Regions from separate parts of the Homo sapiens genome. Here all the other regions are linked to region 6. A link is a loop called in an ENCODE intact Hi-C map of the cell type or tissue named here. Cell type or tissue: heart left ventricle. All regions are shown on one strand. Region 1 has its middle 2.7 kb from the start of MOB3C. Region 2 has its middle 13 kb from the start of DMBX1. Region 3 overlaps TMEM275 (transmembrane protein 275). Region 4 overlaps LINC01398 (long intergenic non-protein coding RNA 1398). Region 5 overlaps FAAH (fatty acid amide hydrolase). Region 6 has its middle 6.4 kb from the start of EFCAB14.

Region 1 (4,000 bases), 110 kb after region 6:
TACTACCATTATTGCTAAAAGATAACACCCAGCTCTCTGGGGACCATAAGAAACCCCCATCCCTGCTGGCAACTCTGAGGCAGGGAGGCAGGTGTTACTGAACACACTTGGAGAAAGGATGCTGTGCTGTGGAGGAAGGAGGAGGGTGCATCCAGACTGGGGCAATCTGAGGGCTTTCTATAGAAGAGCTTTGAACTAAGTGGGGGTTGCTCCAGGCGGCAGCCCCAGAGGCTGACATGGAGGCACCCCAGCAGCAGAGAAGGGGCTAGGTTGGACAGAATTTCCTGGGCAGCCTTCATAGTGGGTTCCATGGAAAGCTGAGCCTGGAACACTGGTGAAACCACCCCTCCCCCACAACTATCACCTCCACTCGTGGGGCACCCCAGGCTGGGAACTAACCCAAGTGGTTGGAGGGGACAATGCCTACTGGGGCCATGTTGAGGGTGAGGTCTGAGGGCTGTGAAATTGTCTTCAGGCACTTATACACACTAGGCTTCCACCCAGCCTCCAGAGGTCTCCTTCCCAAGATGGAAGAGATGAGAGGAATGCCTCTACCTTAAGGGGAGATGGCTGGGAAGGAGGAGGAGCTTGGAGCAGAGAACACTGGAGCCTGAGGTTCTTAGAGGCAAGACGGCCCTCCCCGTCTCTGGAGGGACTGAAACCCTCTGAAGTCCATGTCACCCGGGACTGGTAACTTCTGCTTGCACCACTCCCTCTTGAGAGAACAGCACAGCCATCCCGGCTGCATGGTTGGACAGCTCTGATGTGCCAAGCGCCCCTTCATATTGTCCTGGGTGTCTGCCCACTGCTCTCCAGGACCCTGGAACAAGCTCAGTCCCTCTTCCACACAAACACCTGCTGGGTGTTTGAAGGCAGTACCCCTGAAACAGACTGACCACAGCCTTCTACTGTTTACAAGTGCTATCACATTTGATTCTCTCAGCTCTTCTGTGGGGCAGATGTTGTTGTTGTTGTCTTTACTTTAGAGAAGGTGAAATAGGCTCAGAGAACAAGTGCCTTGTCCATGGTCACACAGAATTTTAGTGCATGTCCTTGTCAACCTTGTCTTCCCCTGCCATCTTCCCTTGAACCTTGTCTTCTTCAAGTGAAAGGAAGTTTAACCTCAATTCCTCTGACTGCCGTAAGGGTGCCCATGGCATTCTCCTCAATGGGCCAGGATGGAAAATCCAGGACGGATGATCCTGCCTCCTGGGCAGGGAGGGGCAGAAGCTGAAATGGAAACTCTTTCTTGGGAGAGAGTGAGTAGAGGGTGGGCCCTATCAGGCTATAGTAGCTGCCAGACATCTGGTAAGGTGAACTGAGGGTGCAGTATCTTATTCTGGGGGGCAGGGTGGGAGTGGGGGAGCTTTCTTGGCATAGGAAGGGCTGGGGAGTCCCCAGGAAGTGGCCACTCTGTATCAGTAGAGTCACTGGATACAGGCCTACAGCGGGAAGGCACAGGAAGCTGGTTCTGATAAGGTACTTGGAGTGGTACTTCGTATGGCTAGAAGATGCTTTCATGGTAGAGGTGTAGAAACTAAGGCCCAGAGAGGGGCAAGGGCTTTCCCAAAGGCACACAGCAGGTAGACACCACCCTGCTGCCACTCAGAGTTCCCACTGCGAGGGGGGCATGTGCCCAGGCTGAGTAGTGGAAAAGGGCACGTCCTCTCCTAGGTCCTCACTGGCTCACGCCAAGCTTCAGAGATGAGCCTTGTTTGAAGTCTTCTGGAGCCATTTATCATACTCAAGACACAGTGGCAGGGAACAGAGCCCATCTTGTGTAGGTCTCCAGTGCTGGAGGGTTACAGTGTCTCATCAGAGAGGGCAGAACCATCCCAAGGCCACACAGCTAAATTACGGTAAAGCCAGGACACTGTTCTCCAAGGTCTGGGTCTTTTCAGCCCCAGCAGAGCCTCCTAGAAGAACTAGTCTCTCTAACCAAGACTGAGAAGGGCAGGAAGAGGGTACAGGTAGTTGAGAGATCTGGGCTCTCTCGCTTCCCCCAACCCTTCCACCTGCCTCCCATCCCACAGACACCCAGGGACTCTGAGGATGAGCTGGGAATTTCTGATGTTCCTTCAAAATGGATCATCTCTATTTCCCACAGTGTAAGGTTCTGTGCTGTTCACTCTTCACCAGAAAAACTCCTGCCTATCCTGTAAAACCCAGCTCAGAGGTCCAGAAAATGACCCTGCACAAAGCCTCTGCAGAGGAAGTCACATCAAATTCTGAAGAATCTTCCAGACCATGATCTCTGACCACAATGCAATATAATTAGAACTCAACAAGAAAAACATAAACCTCCCATAGGCTGAGAAACTGAAAAACATACTTTGAAATCATTCAAGAGTTAAAGAGGAAATTACACTGAAATTTATGAACTATTTAGAACTGAATGATAAGGAAAACACAAGCAGTTTCCAAATCATTTCCCCTATGAAGTCAGCCCTGACCCCACATGGCTCCTCAGATGGCTCTCCACCCTCTACCCATTTCTACGCCCTAGGAGGCTGACGTCTATGGGCTGCAGCAACAGGTTCCCTTGTTCTTAGCTTCTGGGAGGATTCAGCTAGTGGGGGAAACCTGGCCAGAGATCAGACGGAGGGAGAGAGGGAGGAGAGTGAGGCCTCTTACTTGCCCCCTGTCCTTCCCTGTATGATTGCTGTGAGCTGGGTATGCCCCTCCACCTTAGGCCACAGCAGCGCCCTCCTCATAGCTCCCACTTTCACCATTCCTTCCCCACACTCCTGCAGCCTGGGGTTGACAGCCTCTGCTCTTGTGAGCCCTTTGGTGATACACTGTGTGGTTTCCCTACACCTTGACCATACCTGTAAATAATGTCTTCATTAAACATACCCATTCTGGGTGTTCCATGTGCTTCCTGCAAATACCCCGACTCTTACAAAGTCCGTCAGTCCACAACCACATTCTCACTTCTGGGTGACTGAGCTGTGACCTTGTGTATCTCTGTGTGTTGTCCCCTTTACTGACCTGTCAGCACCTGAGGTCGGCAACCAGGTCAGCTTTATCACCCAGTCCCCTGATCTGATATGAGTGGAGAGTTATACTCAATAAAAGATATTGATTAGGATATCAAATAAATAAAGAAGCATAGTTTAATTTGCTCCATAAGCAAGTGTTTGTTTATAGGGGATTCAGGGCAGAGAGTTAAGAGTCAGACATAAAAATACAGAGAACTTTAGACTGGGGCAAAAATTGGTGCTCAACAAAAGAACATACCCACAGTTCTATGAGCTGGGATTCTTTCTTTACTTTTATTTTAGGTTCAAGGGTACATGTGTAGGTTTGTTATATAAGTAAACTCTGTGTCATGGGGATTTGGTGTACAGATAATTTCATCACCGAGGTAAGCAGCATAGTACCTGATGGGTATTTTTGTCTCATCCTCCCTCCTCCCGCCCTCCACTCCCAAGCAGGCCCCAGTGTCTGCTGTTCCCCTCCTAGTATCTATGTATTCTCATTGTTTAGCTCCTACTTGTAAGTGAGAATATGCAGTATTTGGTTTTCTATTCCTGTGTTAGTCTGCTTAGGATAATGGCCTCCAGCTCCAGCCCATGTTGCTGCAAAGGATATGATCTGGGTTAAGGATCTAGCGTGTTCTCATGTCATCCAGCAACAGAAGGTCCAGACACAAGGGAGGTCCAGTGTGCCATGGTAAATGCCCACCTCTGGCCTCCAGCTCTCCCCTACCCGCATCTACTCACCTCCCACCCCTCCAGAGTGGCTTCTATGGCTAAGCTCTCTGCTTTGGGCTTCCTACCCTAGAAAGCCTCCAATCTTCCCTCCCATCCCAGACAGAGCAGCCAACTGGTCCCTGGGCCTGGGGGCCACGGTGTGCATTGAATGCTGGTGGGATATCTGTCTGTCCTCGAAGGAACCCAGGTGGTAGGGAGAGCAGATCAGATCTTGAGTGGTTTGGATTTGTCAGAAGGAAGGAGGGAGAGAAGGTATTCTAAAATGGAACAGCTGGGATAAGGGT
Region 2 (4,000 bases), 250 kb after region 6:
GGAAGGGGCAGGGGTCTCTCCTGGGCTCCATGGCTTGAGAAAAGCAGCCCAAAGGGCTAGTTTCTTAGGGAAGAGGGTGTTAACAGGGCTGGGCATTCTACTGCCCCATCGCTCTCCTAAGCTGAGGAGACCCAGGATGCAGAAACCTCCACTAGGCTCAGAGAGGGCCAGGTGCCAGGTGGGTCACCCAGGCTGGCAGGGGTCACTGAGGAGCCAGGATGGCCTTGGGGCCCACAGGGGAGGAGGTGGGCAGGGCAAGAGGGTGGATTCCCAGGAGAGAGGTGGGGGCCAGGCCAGCCCAGAGCATTTTCCCACCATAGTTTCTGCTGTCTCCACTCCACTAATCTGATTACAATATTTACCAACCTCCCATGGCCTGCTTGGGAGGGGTGGCGTGTTACCCTGAGGATCTCAGTTCCAGTTCCCAGCATCATGGGAGGCCCAGAAAGGTGTTTACGGGACCTAAAATGACTGCACCAGGCCGTTCCTCCTGTCTGCAGTCACAGGGATATCTGAAAGACCCCTCCCCATCAAGTCTAGCCTTCTTCAGGAAGTCTCCCTTGCCACCCTCTGTGTCCAGTTTCCTGGGTCCCCTCCAGTACATTGGGTTCTCATGCTGTCCCATCACATTATTAATGTAATATAATAATTATATTATTCAAAATCTGAGGCAGTGCCTTCCTTCCCGAGGATAAAAACTTTAATAGTGAGTTTGCAGGCACTGAGGACAAAGAGGGTGGTGACGCAGGCCCCAGAGGGCTACTCCACCTAATTGGCATCAGTGTCACACACAGTTGCTGTGACCTCACACTCAGGCTCAGCTCCTTCCTCAAAAGTGGGGTAAGGGAGCACTGAAACACTCATGTCAGGACTCACCGACAGAACAGACCGGACTGTGGTTCTCTCATACACACACACCTGTGCACACACGGTGAATGCACCTGCTGTCACACTGTCACATACGGAGGGCCCACTCCTCCCAGACCCTTCTCCCTCCTCTGTGCCAATTAGCACAGGACAGGAGGTCTATAGGGAACGCCCTGGGCTTGCTCCCTTCCAGAGCTGGTGTAGGTATGAGAGTTCCGTGGAGCGAGGACGCTGCCTGTAGATGAGAGAGGGGGATTCTTTGGGGGCTGGGAGGGAGACTCTTACTCCTTCTGTAACCCAAAATAGGACCATTTAAGAGGCAAGATGCCAGCCTCCCTGAGGATTGAGGACAGAGGAGATAGCGCTCCCCAGGAAAACCAAAATGCGTTTTTCCCCTCCCTTTCCTCCAAGGGTCTAAACCCCAAGCTCACTCATCCCTTGCAGGATTTCAAATAGAGAGGGGTTTTGGGGGTAACAGATAAGGGTTTCTTTAAAAAGCTAACAATCCAGGACCAACTTCAGACTGGGAGAAAGCTTGCCCCTTCTGAGGGCCCTAGGGTTCCACCCACAATGTACTCAACACTTACCCCTTTGGGTAATTCCAGCCAGGGGGTTGAAGAACAGGAACAAACCAGACGTCACCAAGGATCGGCCGCCCCCTGCTGTCTGGCTCTCAGAACTGCACCCTCTCCCCTGGGTGCCCCTCCCAGGCTCTTTATGTACTCCCGCAATCACACAAGGCCTTCACCTCTCACCTCCACATGCCCGTGGTTGGGTCAAAAAACCCATTCTGCCTTGATGTTCCAATTCCCCCACTGGCAGCTGCCTCGAAAAGGAGAGGGCCAGGCTGAGGTAAGGGCAGCAAGGTTGGAAAGATGGAGTTTCAAAGGCTGAATCTTGACTTTTCCACCCCTAAGGTACGGAGCGGGAGGGAGAGACCGACACAGGAAACAGGAGAAGTCAGTCTGGGGTGAAGTGGCCCTGAGACTGGAGAGGAGGGGTAAGGGAGAGGGATCTGATGAAGGAAGAGAGAGGGGACAAATCAGAGGGGCACAGGTGAGAAGGGCCCAGAGACATGGCAGGTAAAGTAGACCCAGGTGACAGGGGAATGGAGATATGGGCACAGGTGAGGGCACAGGTGGGCTGGGGGAGAGAAAAGGGGGCAGGGAAGGCATAGGGAGGCCTCCAAGGCAGCCCATGCGTAGCAGTCAGTGCCCCCTGCTGCCTGCCATCCACTGGTCCACATCCAGCTCTGCATGTCCAGCCCTGAGGACTGGCAGCCTTGTGACTGATGGCTAGGCCCCTGCTGGGGGCACTGAGGGTGGCCACTCAGCAGAGGCAAACAGCTTGGACATCTGTAGCCTCTGGACTATGAGACATGGTGGGGGCAGTGGGCAGAACAGATTGAGTTCAGTGCCGTGGTCTGAGGCCCAGACCTGGCAGGGGTCAGGGGAGGTTTGTGAGCCAGGCTTGGCTCCTCTCCCTCCCTCTCTGGCCTGTCCCAAGGGTCCTCTCTAAGGCAGGCCCAGCCTTTCTCTCCTGTTGTGAAGCCCAGAAGGGAGCTTTGTCCAGCTGGCCCAAGTGCCAAGGCTCCTAGCCTACCAGGCACCCTTCAGGACAGGACAGAACCCTGCCTTCCAGCCCCTCCATGGTGTACCCCAGCACACACAGTCAGGCCCAAGAGCCCTCTTTCTTTTTTTCTTTTTCTTTTCTTTCTTTCTTTTTCTTTTTTTTTTTTAAGACAGGATGTCACTCTATTGCCCAGGCTGGTGTGCAGTGGTGCAATCAGCCACAGCTCACTGGCAGCCTCAAACCCCACCTACCTACCCTTTTCCGGCTCAAGTGATTCTCCCACCTCAGCCTCCCAAGTAGCTGGGACTGTAAGTGTGTACCATCTATAGTCCCAGCTACTGGCTAATTTTTTGTATTTTTAGTAGAGACGGGGTTTCACCATGTTGCCCAGGCTGGTGTCGAACTCCTAGGCTAAAGCAATCTTCCCGCCTTGGCCTCCCAAAGTGTTGGGATTCCAGGTATGAGCCACTGTGCCCGGCTCCAATCCCACTTTCTACTCTGCCTCATTTTCTTCTATCCACGTGGTGCTGTGTATGCATGGGTGGAAGGAGTATTAATTAGACTATGCTTATAGACTGTCCAGCCCCAAATTCATAACTTTTACCCCCTAAAGCATTGATCTACCCAGTCCCCTGAGGGAGAGAAGCTGACTTCATCATCCCCTTTTCTCAGCCATGGCCTTTGTTTTGTTTTTGTTTTTGTTTTTTTTGCATTGTTGTTTTGTTTTTTTGAGATGGAGTCTCGCTCTGTTGCCCAGGCTGAAGTGCAGTGGCCAACCTCTGCCTCCCAAGTTCAAGCAACTCTCCTGCCTCAGCCTCCTGAGTGGCTGAGATTACAGACATCCACCACCACACCCGCCTAATTTTTGTATTTTTAGTAGAGATGGGGTTTCACTGTGTTGTCCAGGCTAATCTCGAACTCCTGTCCTCAAGGGATCCACCCACCTCGGCCTCCCAAAGTGCTAGGATTACAGGCGTGAGCCACCTTGCCTGGCAGGCCTTTGTTGAGGGGTTGTTGTGGGGAGGCAGACTAGGGTGAGCCATGTGGGTAACTCACCCATGGTCACCAGCAGATGATCTGGGTTGGAACCCGGGTGTCCTGCACTCACCCAGGGCTCCTTCCACTATCTCCCCTGCCTCTCTAGGGCCCTGTAGTGGGTCCAGCCATCCACCCCCAGACTCTTATAACATTTCCACACACATACTATACATCAATCAGAAGATCTGTGGCCAGGAGGAGGGATGAGGGCCCAGGTGAGCAAATGAGACCTACCTTCTGGCTCCAAAACCCTGGAAGGTTGTCTTGGTTGTGGGGTGAGGGCCTCGGAGGGGTCTTGGTCTAAGGTAAATCTTGATCTAAAGTAAGTCCTGAAAGACCAATCAGTACTCCAAATGAGGAGGCACTTAGCAATGAGAGAGGCAGCCCAGGGAGGTGCTGAGCTTCCCATGCCAGAGAGATTTCCAGGTGAGGCCAGAGAAGGAAGGCTGGATGGCATGTTCCTTGAGGCTCCTTAGACCTGAAACCCCAGGCTGCTCCCAGGGAGCAACAGGAAAAATCACCC
Region 3 (4,000 bases), 190 kb after region 6:
AAGGGCATGGTTAACATTTATTAAATACTCACTGTTCTAAGCGCTTTATTTAGCTTAAAGTATTTAATTATCACTGTACCCTATGAGGTGGGTTCTATGATTAGCCCCACATTACAGAAGAGAAGATGGAAGCAGGAGAGTCAGGCCCCCTGTGAAGGTCACACTCACTCACTGCTCCTCACCCTGCATGCTCCCCTCAGACCCGCGGTACCATCTGATTACTTCCCTTTCATCCCCATCCAGGACCCTTTTCTGGCATTTTTTCCCCACAATTCTAACACAGCTCACTAGCTAAGATCTCGTCCTTTGAGGGCCTTTGTACCAACTATGATCTTATGCGTTATAGAACAGAATTCTCAAATAGAAATCATAAATCCCTAGACTCTAATTTTATTACTCTTGTTTCTGCATGCATTTCCAGAATTCTAGAATCCAGTGATAGATCCCAGAACCAGAGACATCTAGAGAATCCTAGAAAGGAATTCTAGCATCCAGCAATTAGGCTTTTGAATCCAGGTTCAACAGTAAAACAATGGGGAGTGGAATGGAGGTAGGATTGGAATTTAATAGAATGCCCAGTCTAGAAAGGGCCCTGGTGCTTTAGATCTGCTCCAGCCCAAGCCAGCCGATGTGGGGACTGTGCCCTCTCACTGACCGTCTGAACCATCAGGAGCTCCTCACTCTCACGTGGCCACTCACTCCAGGGCCTCATCTGATGTTCAGGAGAGTCAGTGTCATTGCTATGCCTACCGGAGTCTAGGGTGGGGATACTGAGGCCAAGTGGCATGGTCATTTGGGTCCTGGTTCTGGATCTTGGATAAACTGCTAGACCTCTGGGAGCCTCGGTTTCTTCATCTGAATAAGGGGGTGGGGGTGGGGGGCAAGGTCAGATGATTTCCAAGGCCTCTTCCACTTGAGAGAGTGAGTTGCCTAAATCCCAAGAGCTGCCATTTGCCTTACTAGTTAGGACTACTGAAGACGATGATTATCATGTGATGAGCACCTAAGCTGAACTGGACACTGTGCTGAGCACTTTCCAGCCACTATCTCACTCAAATGAGTTCAGGTAGGCTTCCTGGAGGAGAGGGGTTGGAGGGGCAGCGTCTGTTTGGAGGACAAAAAAGTGAGGAGAGAGGGAGGATGGCAAGATTGGCCACGAGGGACCCCCGGAACTAGGTGGGGAAACAAGTCGATTCTTCACATATGGGATGGTTTGTTGCTTCCCAGAGGCAGAGGCAGGGGGCTGGCCAAGATGACCTCTGCCCACCCAGGCACTCAGTGTAGCTACAGACGGAGCCTAGGACTGGAGGTCAAGATACCCTGCTGACGCCGCCCTCTTGCTGTGTGCCCACAGGACCAGCGTGAGGAGGCTCCTGGCAGTTGCCCACAGGACCAGCGTGAGGAGGCTCCTGGCAGTTGGGCTGTTCCGGGCCGGCGGCAGGAGGGAGCTTGATGCGTGCCTGGCGTGCGCAGGCCGATGCCGCCGGCAGAAAAGAGCGAGGGGCCACCGGTCCCGGCGCCCGCGGAACGCGCCCGGGGCCGGGTGCCCGGCCTGCCGTCGCCGGCGCTGTGCTGCGCCTGCGGTCTGTGCGCGCTGCTGGCGGGCGTGAACGTGACGCTGGCAGGCGCCTTCGCCTCCTTCTTGCCCGAGCACAACGCGCTGCTCGTCGTGGGGCTGGCGCTGCTGGTGCTGGCGCTCGGCTTCTTCGCGGCCTGCTGCGTGTGTAGCCGCCGGGGCCTCGCGCCCCGTGGGCGCTCGGCGGCCGCGGCGGGCCCGGGCCAGGGTGGCGGCCGCGCCGGGCCCGTGGCGCTGGAGATGGAGAGCAGCGAGCCCACGGCACAGGACACCACGGCCGTGCAGCTCAGCCCTGCCGTCTCCGCCGCGTCCTCCGGCTGCTCCAGCCCCGGCCCCAGCCCCCTCGCCCTGGAGGCCCCGGCGCCCGCGGCCGTCTGCGCGCTGCGCTCGGAAGGAGTCCAGCTCAACCCACCCCGGGCGCGCGCCGCCCCCTAGCGGACCAGGGCCCCGCCGTGACTCCGCTGTCCGGGTTCATTCCCCTTCCTTCAGTGCCATTTAAGGGGGGAAAAGAAAGAAAAGAAAAAGAAAAAAGAAAACCTTTTCTTCCTTCCTTCCTTTCTTTTTTACAAGGGTCTGGTGCTGGGCTCAGGTGGCCTCATCTTTTCCATCTCCCAAACTCCTGGGTAGAATGTGGTGATGGTGTCAGGGGTCACACCCCAAAGAAGGGAGCAGCAGAGCCTTGGCCCCTTAGACAGGGTCTCTGGTCTCTAGTAAACCTTACCCATCCAGCTTGCTGAAAGTAGGCCCCTGGACCCTGGAACCCTGACACTGCCACCTCCCCCTGGCATTTGGGCACTGTGAACCAAGGAGCACCCACCCTGAAGGGGCTAACCACCAGCAGTCCCCCCAGTGAGGTGGGAGGAAGAGAGGGAGAAGGGTTGAATGTCAGCCTGGGCTGTCTCTGTCCTTGCACACACCGTGAAAGGCTTCCAGTCCCCTCTCCTGCCCCTCCCCACCTTCCTTGTTTCTACCCCAACATGACCTTTGGGATTCATTTGGCTGAGAAGCCGTGGCTCTGACTTGGGCCAGGATGGTCCCTAGAATTAGGGCCGGGGTGAGCACTCCCCACCCTTTCTGTCTGACTAAGAGCAAGAGTAGCTGAGACTGGGGCCCTGACAGAGGTGAGTGGTGAGGGAGCTTCTGCAGCCCTGAAAGTCCTAGTGTGACTTTCACTGCCAGCAATGCTGGCCCCCACCCACCCTGACTGTGGCACACCATGCATTCCTGCAGTGCCTTACTCCTCAATAAAGCACCTTTGGAGTCAGTCCTCTGTGACAGTGCAGGCCGGGAGGGAGGGGTGGCTGTGGGGCCTCTGGCTAAGCACCCTGGGTTCTGGGGCCCTCCCAGCCTGTGGCTGAGTGCCTGAGCATCCTGGTACCAGCCCCTCCTGGAGACCTAGAAGGCGGCTTCAAGGGAGAGGAGTGTGTGACTATGAGTAAAAGACTGTATCTAAGACTGTGTGCCCATGAATGTGGGAACAGATGGGTCAGATTGGGGGACTGGATGAACATAGGAGTGTGACTGTGGGTGTGATTGCCTGGCTCCTGTAAGAGGTGGGGAGTGGCAGCGTTTGGGTAACAGTCTGACATCACACATGCATGTGGAGGTGTGAGGGCAGCAGTAGTGGTTGAGGGCATGGTCACTGAGCAGGGTGAGGGGAGAAGTGCTCCACGGGGCTGTGCAAAGCCCAGACACTGCCCAAGCTAGCTGGACTTGCCGAGTTTGGGCCCGGCCTGTGGTTCGTCCAGGTGAGGGGGTAGGTGAGGGGGCCAAGTAGAGGAATAGGGGCTGCCTTGCAAAAAAGAAAAGGGGTCAGGGGACTGAGGAGGAGACACTGCAACTCTGGGCCAGCCCTTCGTCTCCATGCAGGTACCTAGGCAAGCAGTGACTGGGGCACATGCTGACCCACTGCCCCCGGCTGGCTATGACTCCCTGCCCATCCACTCCTGGCTTCATCACCAGCCTCCCTTTCTGTTTCCAAGACAGGCTTTGCTACTACTCTGCCATGACCCAGACACTTCCCACCAGCCCTGGGCTCTTCCTTCCTCTGGCGCCATCTCCACCTCTGTCTCTCCTGCTGTCTCCTCTCCCACTGACCTAGAGAAGAGCAAGTCTGCCTGAGCAGGTGCTGAGCAGGCCATCTCTATTAATTTGCACGTGTCAATGGGCCTTAACCTTTGAAGCTCCCAGTACCTACAGCTGATGACCTATTCTCTGAGCTCCCCAACCCCACCCTGTATGTGTGTAAGGAAGGCCACTTCCCCAGGCTCCAGTCCTGTCTCTTCTGGTGCATTGGTCTGCAGCTTTAGATGCCACCTGCTGCTGTGGTAGAGCAGTAGGTGAGAGGGGCCACCGCTGATGCAGCCTTGGGGTGTGGTCAGAACCACCCTTCTCCTACCACCTTAGGATTCTAGCCCTGCAATG
Region 4 (4,000 bases), 280 kb after region 6:
TTCGTGTCCCAGACTCTCCAGTCCCTGCCTCTCCGGCTCTCTCCCGGTCTCGGGCTCCGTTTCTCCGTCTCTCTCCCTCCCGAGGCCCCCTCCCCAGCCGGGCGGGGTAGATCGCTCCGTAAATAGGCGGATGGCCCGGGGCGCTGCGAGCGCAGACACTCGTTTTTAGAGCCGGTAATTGACTCCTTTCAGTTGATAATTCATGGCTTGCATATGCGCTTTAATGCGGGCGCCCCGGGAGGCGCGGCAGGCGGGGCGGGAGCGGGGCGCGGGCCTGCGCGGCCGCCCGTCCATCCGTCCGTCCGTGTCCGCGGGAGACGTGGGCGCTCCCACCCGGGCTGCCTGCCCAGCGCTCCCGAGGCCGCGCGCGGCGGAAGGGGCTTGAGCTGGGCCGGACGCAAAGGCCGGGCGGTCCCTGGGCGGCGCAGGGCCTACTGGCTGGTCCTTCGAACTGAATGCGGGCGGGGGCATGTGGGCACCCCTTCCCTATGCAGCCAAAGGGGAAACTGAGGTTCAAAAAGGCGATAGGTCTTAGGCAGAAACGAGATCAGAATTCAAGACCCCCTTCCCGTAACGTCCTAGTCAGGGCCCTTAGTCCCAGCTTTTCTAGAGCCCCTCACCCTGGGAATGCTCCTGTTTCTCAGCTAAATTCCTCCGCTGGAGTGACCCACCCTGTTGCTCTCTCACAGGCACCCGCATGAGGGGCTGGCTCCTCCCCGTGAATTCTGGGCACAGACACCCAGACCTGAGCAGGCCCCTCACCCCACAGCGACTGGGGAGCCGGAGCCCGAGTCCCTCCCACCTGCTCCCTCGGTTTCTGAGGGTCTGTCTCATCCTGCAGCTGGACAGACGTGATCTTCAGCCCCAAGTTACAGACGCTTAGAGAAGCTGGAGACTTGCACAATGTCTCAGAGGAAAGAGAGCCAGAACCTGGACCCGTGTTGTACCCCAACCAAACCCTCCATGGTGGAAGGAATAGGAGTGGGAAGGGGAGGAGGAGACATATGGTCCAGGAGGTTCCATATGTACCCACACATGGACCTCAAAGAGGCCCCCACAGCAAGACAGCAAATGACATCCACAGTCACAGATCACGGAGTGATTTCAGATGAAGATGGTGCTGGCAGGTAGTTGTCACGAGTCAGAGGTTAGGGGTCAGCACTGGAGCTGGCGCTGGAGGTGGGGAGGTTGATGACTCCAAACATCAGCTCAGGAGATACTAGAGAAAGCCCAAGCCGAAAAGAAGTCTGCGCCTAGCATAGGGCTTCCCATTTATTCAGTCCTTCGAGCTGGTATCTGCCACCACTTTTCCCCAGGCTAATTCCAGCCAAAATAGAATTCTACCTCCATCTTAAAATCTGCAAATATTTAACCTAAAGCCAAAGTGCCTGCTAATTCCTGCATCCCTCTATCTCTGTCCTTCCACTCGCTAGTTTCCCCATCAGCGCAATGGAGTTTGAGCAAAGGATCTCACTGGAGAAGTCGCAGCGACAGTGGATCTAAGAGCAGAGGGCAAGGGCTGCCTGAGCCTTGTGAAGCTCAATTCTGCCCCCTGGTGCCCAGAATGCCGCGCCAGCAATGGGATGCAGGAAGAAGAGGCAGGAGACACCTGAGGTCTCTTACCTTTTCCAAGCTACTCAGACCTCCCTCTTACAGGGCAGGGAACACAGGGCACCAGCCCTACTAACCCAATCTGAGGGGAAACTCTGAGGCTCCCTCTCCTGCAGAGATCTCAGACTCTGTGGTAGAGTTGGTGTGGGGGGACACGTGACGTCAGCAATAGCCCTGTCCATCCAGCACCTGGACACCCCGAGTGGTTCCTTCTATGGGAGGCAGAGGCAGGGCTGCCCCCTCTGCTGTGCAATTCCTGGGGTCTTCATCTGAGTTAAATTCTTTTAAGTCAGGATTTTTCTGGCTGAAATTTCACATTTGTGTTCAGTGGGAGTACTCAAAAAATGTAGCATGCATGGATGAATTCCATCCCTTTGCATTGTCTTCAGAAGATCTGTCCTATGAAGCACAGGGAAAAGTGAGTTCGTTAATTTGCATAGTTGGCGGAAGTAGGGCTACAAAGAGGAATGGGATGGGGGAAGGGAGAGATTTGATGGGAGGAGGATCTCAAGAGAGTTCAGATGAAGGGAAAATAATGGGGGGGGTATGTTGGAGGGATCAAGAAAGGCTTTCTGGAGGAAGTGGTATTTGACACAGGGTTTGAAGGACACAGAAAGCAGCAATGGTGTTCAGGTGGAGGGAACAATCTGAATAGCGACATGGAGCCAGAAGCATAAGGTGGGCTTGTGCTGGTGAGAAGGCTCCAGTTTGAGGGAACGGAAGGAGGCAGTGCTGTGGTGGAGCCATGGGAGAGGAGGCTATGGAGGATCCTGGAGACATGCTGATGTCAGACCAAGGAATTGGTGTTTTGTGGCAAAAGCACTGAACTGTGAGCCTGGGGTCTAGGTCCTAACCCAAGCTCCACTCTGACTGGGTTCCACTGTCTCAGCCTTGCTCTCTGGAGCCCTCTCCAGACGTCAGTGGGAATCATGGCAAGTTCTTAATCAGGACAGTGCCTAGAAATCACAGCTCACAGAATGGTCAAGCTGGTAGGTACCATAGACCTTATCAAATCTAACCCCCTCAATCTGAAACTCAGATGAGAAAACTCAGGTCCAGAGAGATGAAGGGACTTCCCAGCATCACACAGCAAGTCACGGACAGAGTCAGGACTTGGACCCAGATCTCCAGCCTCTCTGTTTGGGGCTCTTTCTCCACTGCAGTCTGGGGTAGCATCAGGGGGACTGAATTGGAGGAAAGCAGCTAGAGGCAGAAGACCACCAGGAGATTACAGCCTCACCCAGACCAGAGATCATGAGGCCGGGGCCAGTCAGAAAATGTTTATTGAGCTCCTCACCCTGCTCCCCATCCTGGGCCCATCTGAGGAATATTGAGCACCCACACAGAGGGACCAACAAAGAAAAGGAACCTGGTGGGGTTCCAGAAGGAGGAGACATAAGGTGGACATGGTATTCATGAGAAGGAAGGGGCATCAGGAGCACACTTGGGTGAGGATCTACAGGAGTAACACCAAGAAAATGCTTTAGAAGCAGGGTCTCACTATGTTGCCCAGGTTGGTCTCAAACTCGTGGCCTCAAGCGATCTGCCAGCCTCTGCCTCCTGAACTGCTGGGATTACAAGTATGAGCCACCACAACCAGCCCCGTGTTTCATGAGCTGTTACTCCATTCCAGGAGCCTATCACTTGGGCCCCCTCTGATTCTTGACCAAGGTGTCCACCTCCTTCATGAACCGGAGACACAGCTCCTCTTCCCATGGCAAAGCAATGCACTGCACAGTCACCAGAACTCCGACGGATCCTCTTACCGCCTGCCAGTAGAGAAGGTCGGGAACTCAGAGCCTGCTTCACAGGCCCCTTGCCTGGCTCTGTTCATCACCCATGCTATTCTGGGCCTCCGTACCAACGGTTGGTCTAGGTATGCTTTAGTCCAAACATCCCTTTCCCAATCTATATTAAGGTAAAAATGACCTAGATCTCAGAATTCCAGGCTTCCTCAGCTCTCAGTGAAACCTGAAAAGACTGTTCTGATTTTATTGCCCATAGTTCTTCAGGGTTAACATGTAAAACTTGCTCCCTGTGCAGAATGCTGATTATAATGACGAAAGAGAAAGCCGAGCATCCACTCAATGTTCAAGCAAGAGAAAGAAGAGCATGCTAATCCCTGATCCAGAGCCTGGTTACCCTTCCACAGTGAAAGCATTGCCTTGGCCCAAAACAGGCCCAGGAACATGGGGGCTAAGCCTGAGTCCCTGCCACGAAATCCAAACGTCCTTGTAGGAATTCAAACCTGTTTTCTTTGCTTTGTGATGATATCATTTGAGGCTTTATTTGCCTTTGTCTCTGGAGTCAGATCACCTGTTTCAAGTCCTAGCTCCTCCACTTCAATTGGCTGTGTGGCTTTGGCCCAGTCCCTTAATCTGTCTGTGCC
Region 5 (4,000 bases), 320 kb after region 6:
GACAGAAACCAGACAGGGGCAGCGCCCCATCACTGGTCACACTGAAGGGCAACCACAGAGCAGGACTAGACCAGACTCCTGCCTCCCGGAGCCCAGCAGTCTCTCCTCAACCCCACGCCTTCCCCACATGTAGCCCAGTCAAGCCTCCCCTTACCCAGGAAATCTTGAATTTGATAATCAAGCCATGTGGAGTAGGAGCTTGACAAAAGGGAAGAACATGCTAATAGTGGAAATCTGCCTAGAATGCTCAAACCTCACCACACAGGGTCCTACAGAAGGAAAGGTGAGGGCAGAGTGAGATGCAGCTTTCAGTAAATATTCCTGCTCCTGGGGAGTATCTGGGGGAAACAGGGTGGGCTGTGTTGCCATATTCAGGCATGTGCAAAATCTGTCCCCGGGGTACCCGAGGCAGGAACAGAGAAGGCTAATCTAACCAGATAGACTAGATTAACTAGGAAGGGCAGGAGCCTTTCAGGGACATTGACAGGGAAGAAGCAAGACCATCTGCTGAGACTATGTACGTGCCCCCTCTCAGTGACACCAGCCCAGCATGCGCTCGCTTCCTCAGCTGCAGCCCCCACAGCATTGTCACATACACTGCACCCAGACAAGTTCACCTGCCTAGGGGTCACACTCACTGTCCCACACCCTTTCAAGAAATCATGCAGGCCACACTCAAAGCACAATTTGTCTCCTTCTTTCCTCCCTCCCTCCCTTTCTTTTCAAACATATTTCTTGAGCATTTATTACGTGAAATGCAACATGTTGAGCACTAAGGTTCAAAGACAAATGAGACAAGCTCTGTCCACAAAGACCCCCCATGGGAAAGAGATAGAGAAGACAAGCCTGACACTGTGATGAGAAATGTGCTATTAGAATGAGAGTAGGCCTGGAAGAGGAAACCCTACCTCAGGTGGCGAATGGAAGACGGTGCCTCCTGCTCTGAGCCCCGAAGGCTCAGCCAGGGGAGCCCGTGGCACGGACAGGGGCAAAGAAGAGGGAAACAGCCTTCCAGGTAAAGGAGCCCCACCCAAGCCAGTGCAGAGCTGCTGACACCCAAGCTCCAGAAGGCCTTGGCCAGAGGTGATGCCACACACAGAGGAGGAGTACAAGAGATGGCCTGAAGAGCTGGGGACACAAGAGGGCACCTGACCAGGAGGCTGGTGCTTGGGCATGGCGGGAGATGGTGGTGGCGGGCCAGGGTGGCCAAAGGGGATGGAGACAGGAGAGGGCTGGGTAAAAGAAGAGAACAGGCCAGGCGCGGTGGCTCACGCCTGTAATCCCAGCACTTTCAGAGGATCACCTGAGGTTGGGAGTTCCAGACCAGCCCGGCCAAATAAAAATACAAAAATTAGCCAAGCATGGGGGTGCATGTCTATAATCCCAGCTACTCGGGAGGCTGAGGTATGAGAATCACTTGAACCCGGGAGGTGGAGGTTGTAGTGAGCCAAGATCATGCCACTGCACTCCAGCCTGGGCGACAGAGCAAGACTCCCATCTCAAAAAAAAAGACGGGGTCGGGCATGGTGGCTCACGCCTGTAATCCTAGCACTTTGGAAGGCCGAGGCGGGTGGATCACCTGAGGTCAGGAGTTTGAGACCAGCCTGATCAACATGGTGAAACCCCGTCTCTACTAAATACAAAAAATTAGTTGGGGGCCAGCTGCAGTGGCTCACAGCTGTAACCCCAGCACTTTGGGAGACCGAGGCGGGTGGATCACTTGAGGTCAGGAGTTCCAGACCAGCCTGACCAACATGGTAAAATCCCATCTCTACTAAAAATACAAAAATTAGCTGGGTGTGTTAGCAGGTGCCTGTACTCCCAGCTACTCAGGAGGCTGAGGCAGAAGAATCACTTGAACCCAGGAGGTGGAGGCTGCAGTGAGCCAAGATCATGCCACTGCATTCCAGCCTGGGCAACAGAGCGAGACTCCATCTCAAAAAAAAAAAAAAAATTTTTTTTCTTTTCATTAGCCGGGTGTAGTGGTGCATGCCTGTAATCCCAGCTACTTGGGAGGCTGAGGCAGGAGAATTGCTTGAACCCAGGAGGTGGAGGTTGCAGTGCGCCAAGATTGTGCCATTGCACTCCAGCCTGAACAACAAGAGCGAAACTCCATCTCAAAAAAAAAGAAGGGAACAGACCAGACTTGTTGCCCAATGGGGTGGAGGCAGGAGGGAGAGGGAAGTCTGGGCTAAAAGCCAGGTTACTAGCTAAGACAGCATGCTCAGTGTCTCATACACACATACATACACACACGCACACGCTCTGGCTCCTTCCCTCCCTGGCAGTCCCTGGCACTGTAGGTCCCACCATGGCCCCCAGCAGGACTAACTCCAGGCCAGGTTTTCCCCACAGCCTGTGCGGACAGAGGGAGGGGAAAGGGAGGGGCTGGCCTTGGCTGGCCTTACCTTTCCCAGGGAGGGGCTGGCCTTGGCTGGCCTTACCTTTCCCACATAGGTGAAGAGCACGGCCTCAGGGGCCAGCTCTCTACTGTGTAACTTCTGCACCAGCTGAGGCAGGGGCAGGGCTAGCAGCGCCTCTGAGTCCAGGTCTGGGTTCTGTGGGGAACAAACTCGGATCAGTCCCCTACTCGCCGAAGTCTCATGGGCCTGCAGCAGACACCAGTGGCCCATGCCCCAGCAGCTCTGACATGGCCCAGCCTGGGCAGGCCCTTGCCATCCCTAGAGAATGCAGCTCTGTCTCCTCCAGAAGCTTGTTGAAGGGGTGCCCAGCGAGCCGACCTGCCCAAGTAGGTTTTTTTTTTCCTTAGAGACAGTGTCTGGCCGTGTTGCCCAGGCTAGACTTGAACTCCTGGGCTCAAGTGATCCTCCCACTTCAGCCTCCCGAGTAGCTGGAACTACAGGCACATGCTACTGTGCCTAGCTCCAGACTGATGATTAAACCACTACAAATATACACCAGCAGTGGCTGCCTTCTGTGTGCCAACACCACGCTGATGTCATCCATGTTTTGATTAAGTCTTACTGCCATTCCCATTGCACAGATAAACTGAGGCTGAGAGAGAGGTGCCTTCTTGCCCACCAGCCATCTGCCTGCACCTGACCCCATGCCATCCCCACACCCACAGAGCAGCTCTGAACACTACTCAGGGGGTTGCCAACCTCTAGCAGGGAAGGGCAAAAACAAGAAGACCCCATCTTGGGAGGCTGGGTCTGTGACTGAAGGCCACACCCAAAAGGAAGGGTTTACACATTCATTCTGTGTCCGGAATTGGTGGGTTCTTGGTCTCACTGACTTCAAGAATGAAGCCGCAGACCCTCACAGTGAGTGTTCCAGTTCTTAAAGGCTGCCTATCTGAAGAAACCACATTTCAGCTGTGATTTGAAGGATAAGAAGATGCCAGATGTGGGGAGAGACAGAGCTCTGGGTACCTTCTCTTCCCTCTCTGATTCTGGGAGAAGGCTTCCCCTCCTCCTGCTTCCATTCCTCCCACCCCTCCAACCCTGCTTCTACTCCTCCCCTCCCCCTAATCCCCCTACTCCCCTCCCCCTACTCCCCCTCCTCCCCTGGCCTGCTTCCCCCTCCTCCCCTCCCCACTTCCCCCTCTTCCCTCCCCAATTTCCCCTCCTCCCCTCCCCTGGTTTCCCTCCTCCCCTCTACCCTTTCCCTCCTCCCCTCCCCTGGCTTCCCCTCCTCCCCCTCTACCCTTCCCTTCCTCCCCTCCCCTTGCTTCCCCTCCTCCCCCTCTACCCTTCCCTTCCCTTCCTCCCCTCCCCTTCCTTTCCCTTCTCCCCTTCCCTTCCTCACCTCCCCTTGCTTCCCCTTCTCCCCTCTACCCTTCCCCTCCTCCCCTCCCCTCTTACCCTCCTCCCCTACCCTGGCTTCCACTCCTCCCCTAAGCACCTCTGACTCCAGGCTCTCCACTCATCCCACATCCCCCAGATCCCCTACCCAGCCCGAGGCAATGGAGCCCAAACCAGCTCACTGGGCTATTCCTGTCACCTGTCCACCTTCCCTGTCCTTCCTCTAAGCTCATCAC
Region 6 (4,000 bases):
TATTATGAATAGTACTGCAATGAACATATGCATGCATGTGCCTTTATGATAGAACAATTTCTATTCCTTTGGGTATATACTCTGAAAATGTCTTTATTTTACCTTCATTTTGAAGAATATTGTCACTGGATGTAGAATTCTAGTTTGACTTTTTTTTTCTTTCAGCTCCTTAAAGTTATTATCCCATTGTCTTTTGGTCAATGATAAATCAATGATCATTCTTATCTTTATTCCCTTGTATATATGTCTTCTTTTCTGTCTCCTTTTAATGTCTTATCTTTATCATTTGTCTTTTGGTACATTGATTACAATGTACCTTGGTATGGTTTTCTGTGTGTATATCCTGTTTAGGATTTGTTGAGCTTCTTGAGACAACTGTTTTTGATCTTCAAGTTTGGAAACTTTGGACTATTATTTCTTTAAATATTTTTCTGCCCTTAACCTTTCTGAGTTTTCTATTGCTATGTCTTCGAGTTCATTGATCTTTTCTTCTTTAGTATATAACTGCTATATATACACCATATGCTATATATACTATATAATCTGCTGTTGAACTATATGGTGCATTTTTAGTTCAGATATTATACTTTTAAATCTAAAAGTTCCATTTGATAACTTCCACTTCTTTCCTCATTAAGTTTATGTTTTCATTTAAATCTTTTAATGTATATTTAGAACAGTTGCTTCAAAATCTGTGTCTGCTAATTCCATCATTCCTGTCATTTCTGAGTCTATTTCTATAGAGTGATTTTTCTCCTGGTTATAGGTCATATTTTCCTGCTTTTTTACGTATCTAATTTTATTGGATGTTGGACATTGTGAATATTCTGTTGTTGAGGGTCTGAATTTTTGTTTCCTTCCTTTCAATAATGTTGAATTTTGTTTTGTTTTGGTAGGAGTTAACTTACTTGATCATCAGCTTGTTCCTTGTAAGGCTTGTGTTTAAGACTTATTAGGATGGTGCTAAAGTAGACTTTAGGGCTAGTTTAGCCCTACTACCAAGACCCTTTTGAGGCCTCTACTGAATGTTGTGGGTGTCCGATAAGTTCTCTTCACTCTCCAACTGTAACATGAATGTCTCTCAGCCCTGTCTGAACTCTGAAAATTGTTCAGCTTATAGCTCCCCAGTAGTTTTCATTTGCCCACACTTATGGAGTTTTATTATATGCATGCACAACTCATGCATATAAATACTCATGAGTATTTAGACAAGGACTCAAGGGAGACCTCTATACAGATTTCTGAAGCTCTTTTTCTGAGTAGCTTCTTCCTCTCTGGTACTCTTCCCTGGAAATTATAGTGCCACAGACCCTCCTAATGTCAAGATCTCTAACTTCAACACAAAAAGACCCCTGTGATCTACTTGGATTTCCCCTCCCTGCTCTGCCCAAAAGTGCCTTCAAACAGAAAGCTAGGGTTGTCTTCAGGCTCACTTTGCTTGTTTTCCTTCTCTCAGGGATCATAGTTCCATGCTAACTATTGTCCGTTGTCTAAATAGTTGTTTCATACACTTATCCAGTTGTCTAGTTATTTATGCAGGCCAGAAAGTCCAATGCCAGTTACTCAGTCACGTTCAGAAGATAAAGTTCCTCTCCTTTGGGTCTTTACTCAAATGTTACACAAGAGTTGGCAATCATCCCAACAATTCTCCCTGTCCTCCATTCCTGCTTCATTTTTCTCCATAGTACTCATCAACCAACACTATCAATTTACCTATCTGTCTTACTTACGAATTGTTTCTTTTCATTAGAAGGTAAGGTCCATGCAGGCAGGAATTTTGTGTATTTTGTTCCATGTTATAGCTCCAGCACAAAGGTTAGGTCTTGGAATACAATACATATTTGACAGATGAATGAATGAATGAATGAATAAAGGATCATTACCTTTTGAAAACTTTCCTTCACGCTATTCCTATCTTTTCTGCATCTTGTATCATATTGTTGATCACACTTTGTTCCTCTCTCTCTCACACACACACACACACACACGCACACGCACACACACACAGCAGAAATGGACCTCATCTGTGTGTCCCCACCATCCAACACAGGGATTAACGAAGGTGAGTTGGGTGCATGGAAATTGTCCCCATCTAAGAAGCACAGTGTCCAAGAAACCAGCAGAGGGCAGCACAAAGCTGTGCCTCTCTTTTCACCTCCGTAGTGCCAGTCTTAAGTAGAGAGGGGCTGGTAGCAGATGGAACTGGAGCTGCAGCTAGACTTAGAAACACAGAGCCAGTGTTATTCCCTCAGAAGAGAACTCAGGAGGGCCCAGGCAGCCTTCTCTAGGGGGTCTCTCACACGGCCTTGCTGACTCAGCATGTCCTACTGTGTATTCCATCCACAAACACCCAGCCTTGATAGTAGGAGCACAGGTCCACGTGCACACACACACACATGCACACAGACCCCTCCTCAGTCAGAAGAGCCCTGCCTTCATGATGCAATCACCTTCTCTCCCAGCCTGTGCTGTTTAGGCTTTCTAGGTCAAATGGATTCCTCAGAGGTTCCATTCCCAGCCTCCCTGTCCACTCAGTGCACTTAGCAATTCCCCTGAAGGCTTTTAACGTTCACCATTTAAATTTCATTCTTACCACAGGAACTGCCAGGAGGTCAGCACTGTTAGGTCCAATTTGCAGGTGAGGAACAGACTCAGAGAGGAAAAGGAACTGGTCTAAGGTCACACAGCTAGTGAGTGGAGAGGCTCAGATTCAAACCCAGGGGTGCTGGCCTTGGGCTCCCTCCATAGCCAGCTGCAGCCTCCACTCCAGCTCAAGCCCCAGGGAAAGGGACAGGAGTGGAGGCATGGGCAGGAGGGTGGGAGGTCACAGTACAGATTCTTTACTCCCAGGATTTTTATTATCACCCTAAAATAAAGCTAGTTACTCCAGGCTTGCTTCTCCTCCCCCCACCCCACCCCCACTATAAACCTTTCTATGACATTTACAGGGTGGGGGGCATGGGGCATAGGGGGAGACAGCATCGCCTGCTTCCTGGGAACTCTTGTAGGGCAGAACCTGACTATTACTGATGTTCTCCAGGACCTCACACACAGTAGGGGCTCACCCAGGGTGGGTTTGATGGATGGATGGATGGATAAATAGGATCATCAAGATGAAGGGCAATGCCTGGGAACTCTTTAGAGTCTTTAGCGTCTCATCTTTTAATTCAGCAAACGGGCCCAGAAGATTCCCATCCCTTCCCGAGCACTAGGCCCTGTTTTGGATGCTAAAGACACATAAATGGGGAAACTGAGACCACTACTTGGCAGAGACACAAAAGTTTGCAGCAATTCAGAAGAGGATGTGCCTGGAATAGAAGGAGAATCTCAGGAGGGGCAGTCCTCACCCCTGCCCACAATAATGCTGTGAACCAGTTGCTGCTTCCGGCTGTTTGGGCCCCACCGGCAGAGAAGCCATTGTTTAGCTTGGTGCTTGGCGCCTTTCCTACCACCCAATCCTTCCCCTTCCCATTGTCCTCAGGCCCCTCATCAGGGTACAGGATGCAGCTGCCGGCACAGCAGCAAAAAGAATGGGAAGGGGCTGGGAGAAGTAGATCCCAGGAAAGTTGAGAGGCTTCAGCTGGTGGTCCCTTTCAGAAGAGCTGCTGACAAAGACCCCAGGCAGCAGGCTCTGCCAGCATGGCACTGGGCACTGGGTGCAGAACTCAGGCTTCAGAGGCAGAGAGATCCAGATTCAAGCCCCAGTATCTGCCGCTGACATACTGTGTGTCCCTGGGCAAGTCTCTTTTGATCTCTGAGCAACAATTTCCTTCTTGGTTAGAGGAAGAATAAGATGCTTGCTTAGTGAAGAATGACTTATTGCATTGAGGAGTAACACAAAAATGCATGATACCTAAATATTTTTAAATGTTCATTTCTGTTCCTTCCCCCCACCTCAGCCATAGCAAAGTATCAAAAAAGATTATGTCAAAGAGGACTCTTGTGACAAGTGGAAGCAGTGCTTTCTCTTCAGTAAATGAAGATGTTTTCCCACAACTGG

What was found. Hi-C counts contacts between places; a loop is a spot of excess contacts. Peaks named below come from ENCODE experiments on the same cell type or tissue, not always from the same donor. Only the 100,000 strongest peaks of a DNase experiment are listed, where the experiment ranks them.
Region 1: a loop joins it to region 6, with 5 times the contacts of the local background. A loop is called at or near these places in 83 of 110 quality-filtered maps.
Region 2: it touches region 6 in a loop (13-fold over the local background); 25 of 110 quality-filtered maps call a loop at or near these places.
Region 3: it touches region 6 in a loop (8-fold over the local background); 90 of 110 quality-filtered maps call a loop at or near these places.
Region 4: it touches region 6 in a loop (9-fold over the local background); 48 of 110 quality-filtered maps call a loop at or near these places.
Region 5: it touches region 6 in a loop (5-fold over the local background); 28 of 110 quality-filtered maps call a loop at or near these places.

What each region holds. Positions count from the first base shown.
Region 1 is chr1:46,617,462-46,621,461 of GRCh38, reverse strand. No RefSeq gene overlaps it. Among named protein-coding and RNA genes, the nearest start is that of MOB3C, 2.7 kb to the right of the region's middle. In heart left ventricle, no CTCF peak of the experiment used is centred here; no DNase peak of the experiment used is centred here; H3K4me3 peaks cover 235 bases; H3K27ac peaks cover 5 bases.
Region 2 is chr1:46,475,127-46,479,126 of GRCh38, reverse strand. No RefSeq gene overlaps it. Among named protein-coding and RNA genes, the nearest start is that of DMBX1, 13 kb to the left of the region's middle. In heart left ventricle, a CTCF peak has its summit at 1,529 (motif pointing left); a DNase peak (open chromatin) is centred at 1,526; H3K27me3 peaks cover 3,132 bases.
Region 3 is chr1:46,531,005-46,535,004 of GRCh38, reverse strand. It overlaps TMEM275 (transmembrane protein 275), which reads left to right. Exons shown (of 4, transcript NM_001396071.1): 2 at 422-550; 3 at 964-1,066; 4 at 1,355-2,839. The coding sequence starts at 1,478. The coding sequence ends at 2,011. Among named protein-coding and RNA genes, the nearest start is that of TMEM275, 2.5 kb to the left of the region's middle. RefSeq lists silencers at 1,606-1,695, 1,826-2,025. In heart left ventricle, a CTCF peak has its summit at 2,021 (motif pointing left); DNase peaks (open chromatin) are centred at 1,656 and 1,974; H3K4me3 peaks cover 956 bases; H3K27ac peaks cover 460 bases; H3K27me3 peaks cover 1,418 bases.
Region 4 is chr1:46,444,579-46,448,578 of GRCh38, reverse strand. LINC01398 (long intergenic non-protein coding RNA 1398) reads left to right here. Exons shown (of 3, transcript NR_121680.1): 2 at 690-1,127; 3 at 1,434-1,906. It also overlaps the pseudogene FAAHP1. Among named protein-coding and RNA genes, the nearest start is that of LINC01398, 3.1 kb to the left of the region's middle. RefSeq lists enhancers at 1-248, 249-760. In heart left ventricle, CTCF peaks have their summits at 1,365 and 1,569 (motif pointing left); DNase peaks (open chromatin) are centred at 28 and 1,548; H3K4me3 peaks cover 581 bases; H3K27me3 peaks cover 2,498 bases.
Region 5 is chr1:46,400,649-46,404,648 of GRCh38, reverse strand. It overlaps FAAH (fatty acid amide hydrolase), which reads right to left. Exons shown (of 15, transcript NM_001441.3): 2 at 2,445-2,558. Among named protein-coding and RNA genes, the nearest start is that of FAAH, 8.3 kb to the right of the region's middle. In heart left ventricle, no CTCF peak of the experiment used is centred here; a DNase peak (open chromatin) is centred at 2,359.
Region 6 is chr1:46,723,551-46,727,550 of GRCh38, reverse strand. No RefSeq gene overlaps it. Among named protein-coding and RNA genes, the nearest start is that of EFCAB14, 6.4 kb to the right of the region's middle. In heart left ventricle, a CTCF peak has its summit at 2,124 (motif pointing right); DNase peaks (open chromatin) are centred at 2,130 and 3,410; H3K27ac peaks cover 900 bases; H3K27me3 peaks cover 174 bases.